2 separate regions of the Homo sapiens genome follow, and region 2 is linked to region 1. Evidence: read pairs that join two places in POLR2A ChIA-PET (ENCODE). Cell type or tissue: CD4-positive, alpha-beta T cell. All regions are shown on one strand. Links, peaks and the distances in the headings refer to the core of each region. The heading gives the core; the rest is flanking DNA. Region 1 holds the start of ZNF414 (zinc finger protein 414). Region 2 overlaps MYO1F (myosin IF).

Region 1 (2,900 bases), core at 214-2,713:
CATCACCACCAGCTATCCGGTAGAGCCCCCTGCTCCTCGGGCTTTCCACCAGCTCACTCCTTGATCATCTGGAGACAGCTCCGAAGTCACCTCCTCAGAGTGGCTTCCCTGACCCATCACTTCGACATTTCATTGTTTCCTTCATTGCTCTGAATAGGACAAAAGATTGTTTTTGCACTTGTTGATTTACTATTTCCCCATTTTTATTTAACTTTTAGAGATGGGGGTCTCGCTTTTTCGACCAGGCAGGAGTGCAGTGGTGCCATCACGCTCACTGCAGCCTCGACGTCCCTGGCTCGAGCGATGCTGTTTCCCCATTTTAAAATGTGAGTGCAAGGGGAGGCGAGGTGGCTCACGCCTGCAATCCTAACATTTGGGAGGCCAAGGCGGGAGGATCGCTTGAGCCCAGGAGTTTGAGACCGGCCTGGGCAACACACAGAGAGACCCTGTCTCTAAAAAGAATTTAAAAATTAGCTGGGCATGGTGGCACACGCCAGTAATCCCAGCTACTCGGGAGGCTGAGATGGGAGGATCGCCTGAACCCAGGAGGTCAAGGCTGTAGCGAGCTATGATCGCATCACTGCACTCCAGCCTGGGCGACAGAGCAAGACCCTGTCTCAACACTATAAAAAATAAAGAACTGGCCGGGCGCGGTGGCTCACGCCTGTAATCCCAGTACTTTGGGAGGCCGAGGCGGGTGGATCACCTGAGGTCAGGAGGTGACGACCAGCCTGGACAACATGGTAAAACCCAGTCTCTACTAAAAATACAAAAAATTAGCCAGACGTGGTGGTGGGCGCCCGTAATCCCAGCCACTTGGGAGGCTGAGGCAGAAGAATCGCTTGAACCCAGGAGGCGGAGGTTGCAGTGAGCCGAGATCGCGCCATTAAACTCCAGCCTGAGCAACAAGAGCGAAACTCTGTCTCAAAAAAAAATAAAAAATATAAAGAAAGAACTGCTGTTTATCGCCTGTCCAGGGCTGATCTTGGGACAAGACTAGAGGGATGAAGGTGCCCACTTTGAAGACTAGGACAGCGAGGTCATCCCGGATCTCCGTGCACGGAGTCTGCTGAAGTGCGCGCTGACTGCCCGGGGATAGATAGCAAGATTGCACCAGCGTCCGACCTGAGCTCCAGGGTGACTCTGCCCTCAGGCCCCGCCCCCTCTCCGAGCGCCCTGCGCAGGCCCCGCCCCCAGTCTCGCGAGAGCTGAGAGGTGGAAAATGGCGCTGACGTGAGCGCGAACTCGCACTGCCCAGAGGGTGGCCGCCGCCTAAGCTGCAGCCGCCGGAGCCGCAGAAACAAGAGGCCGAGCCGTGTCGAAGATGGTGAGCGCGGCACCGGGGTCGCGGGCGCGGCGGAGCTGCGGGGACTGGCGGGGAGCGGCCCTGTCGCGCCTACAGCCTCCGGCCGACCCCGCCCCCACATCCGGGCACCCGTCCGCCGCTGGCTGTCACTCGGAGAGCGCCCTACTTCCGGGCCCGGCCCGGAATGGACCACGCCCGTCAGGCTAGGACTCCGCCCCTAAACTTCTTACATCCGGGCCCCCAGCACCTCCAAGATTGTCCACACTGCTCGAGGCCGGCCGGTCTCGGTCCTCAGACAATCCATGTCTAGCTCCTCTAGCATCTTCCCAGTCCATGCCTGCCCATAGCCCCGCCTCCGTAGCCTTGGCCCCGCCCACTCCCTCTAGGCCACGCTTGTGTGCATACTGGGGCTCCCACCTATCCTAGTTGAGGAGAGCAGATGTTTCTCCCGTATGCATAAGGAGCTCAATCCGGGCCAGTGCAGTGGCTGACGACTCTAATCCCAGCACTTTGGGAGGCTGAGGCAGGAGGATCACTTGAGACCAGGGGTTCAAGACCAGTGAGGGCAACATGGCGAGACCCCATCTTTATAAAAAGAAAAAAAGAGCTTAGTCCACCCTTACGTATTCCCCTATCCTCTCCTGCTGGTGATTCCTTAGGATGGGGGCCGACTGGGTTGACCCAGAGCCCAGAAGGGTTCTCTCCGCCTCTTCCTTCCACCAGGAGGAGAAACCCTCAGGGCCCATCCCAGACATGCTGGCCACTGCAGAGCCCAGCTCCAGTGAGACCGACAAGGAGGTGTTGTCCCCGGCTGTGCCAGCTGCAGCCCCTTCCTCCTCCATGTCGGAGGAGCCAGGCCCTGAGCAGGCAGCCACACCGCCAGTGTGGGAACGTGGAGGGGCTGGAGGGATGCAGCAGGGCTCCTCCCCAGCCCCAGACAGCTGCCAGCCTGGCCCCGGACCCAGCCCTGGCCTGACCAGCATAGTCTCCGGGACCAGCGAGGACCTGCGGCCTCCCAGACGACGCCCACCTCCAGGTGATCTGTGATGGGGTCTTCTGGGGAATCACAGTCCCTGAAACAATAGAAGCGAGACGTAGAGAATCTCTAACCTCAGGGCCTTTCTAGAGGGATGCCACTCATCATTTTACGGAGCAGCCGGTGGATGCCAGGCTGTGGCTCCAATGGTGAGCCTGGCCAGTCCAGCCCCTGCACTGTGGCAGACCAGTCTGTTGTGGTAGGCAGAGAGTAAAGGCCCCAGCACATCATATTTGCTTCTCTGGGGCAGAACCCTGGGGTCAGGGACAGCACTAGTGAGGAAGGGACCAGTGACCACTGTTCTGTGCGTCCTGCAGGGAAGCAAATCCCTTGCTCCAGCCCTGGCTGCTGCCTCAGTTTTCCCAGCGTCCGTGACCTGGCACAGCATCTGCGAACCCACTGCCCGCCCACACAGTCCCTGGAAGGTAGGGCCAGGACTGGTAATGGGGAGGCAGGTTAGGGTGGGAAACAGGCGGAGCCCCTCGGAGCCAGCCTTGGCCACCTGTCTCCACTTCTCTGTCCTTCATCCCTACCAGGCAAGCTCTTCCGCTGCTCAGC
Region 2 (2,900 bases), core at 232-2,731, 57 kb before region 1:
CGCACCACTACACTCCAGCTTGGGCAACAGAGCGAGACTCTGTCTCAGAGGGGAAAAAAAAATGCCCATAATTGATTGGATGCAAAGAGTGAACGTAACAATGAATCAGAGACAGGCAGGTTTCTGTCTTGGGGGTTGGGGACCACATCCCAGAGGATCTTCCCCAAAAAGCAGGAGGGACAAGACCAGGGTTCCCCAGCTCCAGCTTCTGCGTGGAGATGTTTGAGACGGTAGCCACCGACTGTCAGCAATCTCCAGCGACGAGACAAAGAGCCCAGCTCCAGAAAGACAAGGGTCCCCACGTATAAAGGCCAGGCGCGGTGGCTTACGCCTGTAATCCCAATACTTTAGGAGGCCGAGGCGTGCGGATCACGAAGTCAGGAGATCGAGACCATCCTGGCTAACACAGTGAAACCCCGTCTCTAAAAATACAGGGGCTGGGCGCGGTGGCTTACACCTATAATCCCAGCACTTTGGGAGGCCGAGGCGGGCAGATCATGAGGTCAGGAGATCGAGACCATCCTGGCTAACATGGTGAAACCCCGTCTCTACTAAAAATACAAAAAATTACCCAGGCGTGGTGGCGGGTGCCTGTAGTCCCAGCTACTTGGGAGGCTGAGGCAGAAGAATGGCGTGAACTCGGGAGGCAGAGCTTGCAGTGAGCCGAGATGGCGCCACTGCACTCCAGCCTGGGTGAGAGAGCAAGACTCCGTCTCAAAACAATAAAAATACAAAAATACAAAAAAAAAATTAGCCGGGCGCGGTGGCGGGCGCCTGTAGTCCCAGCTACTCGGGAGGCTGAGGCAGGAGAATCGCTTGAACCCAGGAGGTGGAGGTTGCAGTGAGCCGAGATCATGCCACTGCACTCCAGCCTGGGCAACAGAGTGAGATTCCATCTAAAAAAAAAAAAGAGAGAGAGAGAGAAAAGAAAAGAAACAGAGTCCAGTCCCCCTGCTCCCCTGAGGGATGGAGCCTTTGGAGGTGAGAATGTTGTTTGCACAGTGCATGGACGCAGGGTGTGGCCCCAGAGCCCCACTGAGCTGGGGGCAAGGCTCCAGGGCCACCCTCAGGCACCAGGGCAGGGTCTGGGAGCTGAGAGCTGGCTCCAGAAGCAGCTACGGAGGCTTAGCTCTCCTCCCGGCAACCACAGCTCGCAGGACCTGGGTGAGGAAGGAAGTGGCTGTTTGTTTGCTGTCTTCAATCTAGAGCTCTTGCTCATCACGCCCAGAAAAAGCAGACAGCCTGGAGCCCATGGGGTGAGTTGCAAAAGCTCCCTCCTCCAGCCCTTCCTCCTGGCCAGCTCATGGCCACCATTGATGGGGACAGTGAGGAACGCTAGCATTTACACTGGACAACCTTTGCTTCGTTGAATCTGCAGAGCAGCCTGTGAGATTTGCACCCCTCGATGTTCCCATTTTCCGAATGAGGAAACTGAGGCAGAGAGGTTAGGTGAGCTGCCCAATCTAAAATGAAAGAGGATTTTGACTCAGTGACTCCCAAGGCCACACTATTAACAGCCATCTTGGCCGGGCACAGCGGCTTGCACCTGTAATTCCAGCGCTTTGGGAGGCCAAGGCAAGAGGATCAGCAGTCCAGGAGTTTGAGACCAGCCTAAGCAACATAGTTAGACTTTGTCTCTATTTAAAAAAAAAAAAATGTGGTTGGGTGCGGTGGCTCATCCCAGTGCCCGTCATTCCAGCACTTTGGGAGGTCAAGGCGGGCAGATCACTTGGGGTCAGGAGTTCAAGACCAGCCTGGCCAACGTGGTGAAACCCTGTCTCTACTAAAAACACAAAAATTAGCCAGGTGTGGTGGCGTGCACCTGTAATCCCAGCTACTCAGGAGGCTAAGGCAGGAGAATTGCTTGAACCTGGGAGGCAGAGGTTGAGCCAAGGTCATGCCACTGCACTCACAGACTGAGCAACAAGAGCGAGACTCCATCTCAAATAAAAAAAAAAATGTGGCTGGGTGCAGTGGCTCACGCCTATAATCCCAGCACTTTGGGAGGCCGAGATGAGTGGATTGCCTGAGGTCAGGAGTTCGAGACCAGCCTGGCCAACATGATGAAACCTGGTCTCTACTAAAAATACAAAAATTAGCCAGGCGTTGTGCACGCCTGTAATCCCAGCTACTTGGGAGGCTGAGGCAGGAGAATCACTTGAACCTGGGAGGCAGAGGTTGCAGTAAGCCTAGATCATGCCGCTGCACTCCAGCCTGAACAACAGAGCAAGACTCCATCTCAAAAAAAAAAAAATGTATTAGCCAGGCGTGGTAGTATGCACCTGTGGTCCCAGCTACTCAGGAGGCTGAGGCAGGAGGATTCGCTTGAGCCTGGGAGGTCAAGGCTGCAGTGATATCAAACCACTGCCTTCCAACCTGGGCAACAGAACAAGACTCTGTCCAAAAAAAATAACAGGCACCTTGACCACAGCCTCCTGTCCTCCTAAGCAATGAGAGGCCAGCAGGACTATGTGCTGACCCCACATGGCCTGGGCTGTCTATCCCTCCAGGACCATGACCCTCCATTCCAAACAGACTAGAATCCTGGTGTCCACCACACACCCAAGGCCTCTCTGGCTGATGTCTCTTGCAGCCACCACTGATGCTGCCTGGAAAGTTCATGTTGCAAGACGTGCCTTCTACAGGAAGCCCTCTCACCTCTCCACAGTACTTTCCAGCCATGGTCTCCTCTGGGCAACTGAGACACCACTTGGGGAACACCGAGCCCCCCAAGGGCAGGTTCTGGGCCTGGTCCACCTAAGCCTGGTCTCCACCTACCTCCATGCACAGTAGGGGCCCAGGAAGTGTGTTCCCTCCATGGCACACATCCCCCAGCCCCATAGGCACCATCACCTTCACCACAAACAGCCCCTCCCTGGTGTGATACCAGGAAGGTTGTC

What was found. ChIA-PET counts read pairs that join two places held together with the same protein. Peaks named below come from ENCODE experiments on the same cell type or tissue, not always from the same donor. Only the 100,000 strongest peaks of a DNase experiment are listed, where the experiment ranks them.
Region 2: POLR2A ChIA-PET joins it to region 1 with 105 read pairs; 25 of 35 experiments call an interaction of 5 or more read pairs at or near these places.

What each region holds. Positions count from the first base shown.
Region 1 is chr19:8,512,471-8,515,370 of GRCh38, reverse strand. It overlaps ZNF414 (zinc finger protein 414), which reads left to right and starts at 1,204. Exons shown (of 8, transcript NM_001146175.2): 1 at 1,204-1,327; 2 at 2,030-2,342; 3 at 2,660-2,767; 4 at 2,879-2,900. The coding sequence starts at 1,325. RefSeq lists a silencer at 1,194-1,503. In CD4-positive, alpha-beta T cell, for the core only: no CTCF peak of the experiment used is centred there; DNase peaks (open chromatin) are centred at 1,170, 1,480 and 2,138; H3K4me3 peaks cover 1,600 bases; H3K27ac peaks cover 2,114 bases.
Region 2 is chr19:8,569,432-8,572,331 of GRCh38, reverse strand. The region is part of intron 1 of MYO1F (myosin IF); the gene reads left to right. Among named protein-coding and RNA genes, the nearest start is that of MYO1F, 6.6 kb to the left of the region's middle. RefSeq lists an enhancer at 939-1,098. In CD4-positive, alpha-beta T cell, for the core only: no CTCF peak of the experiment used is centred there; a DNase peak (open chromatin) is centred at 1,171; H3K4me3 peaks cover 1,808 bases; H3K27ac peaks cover 1,959 bases.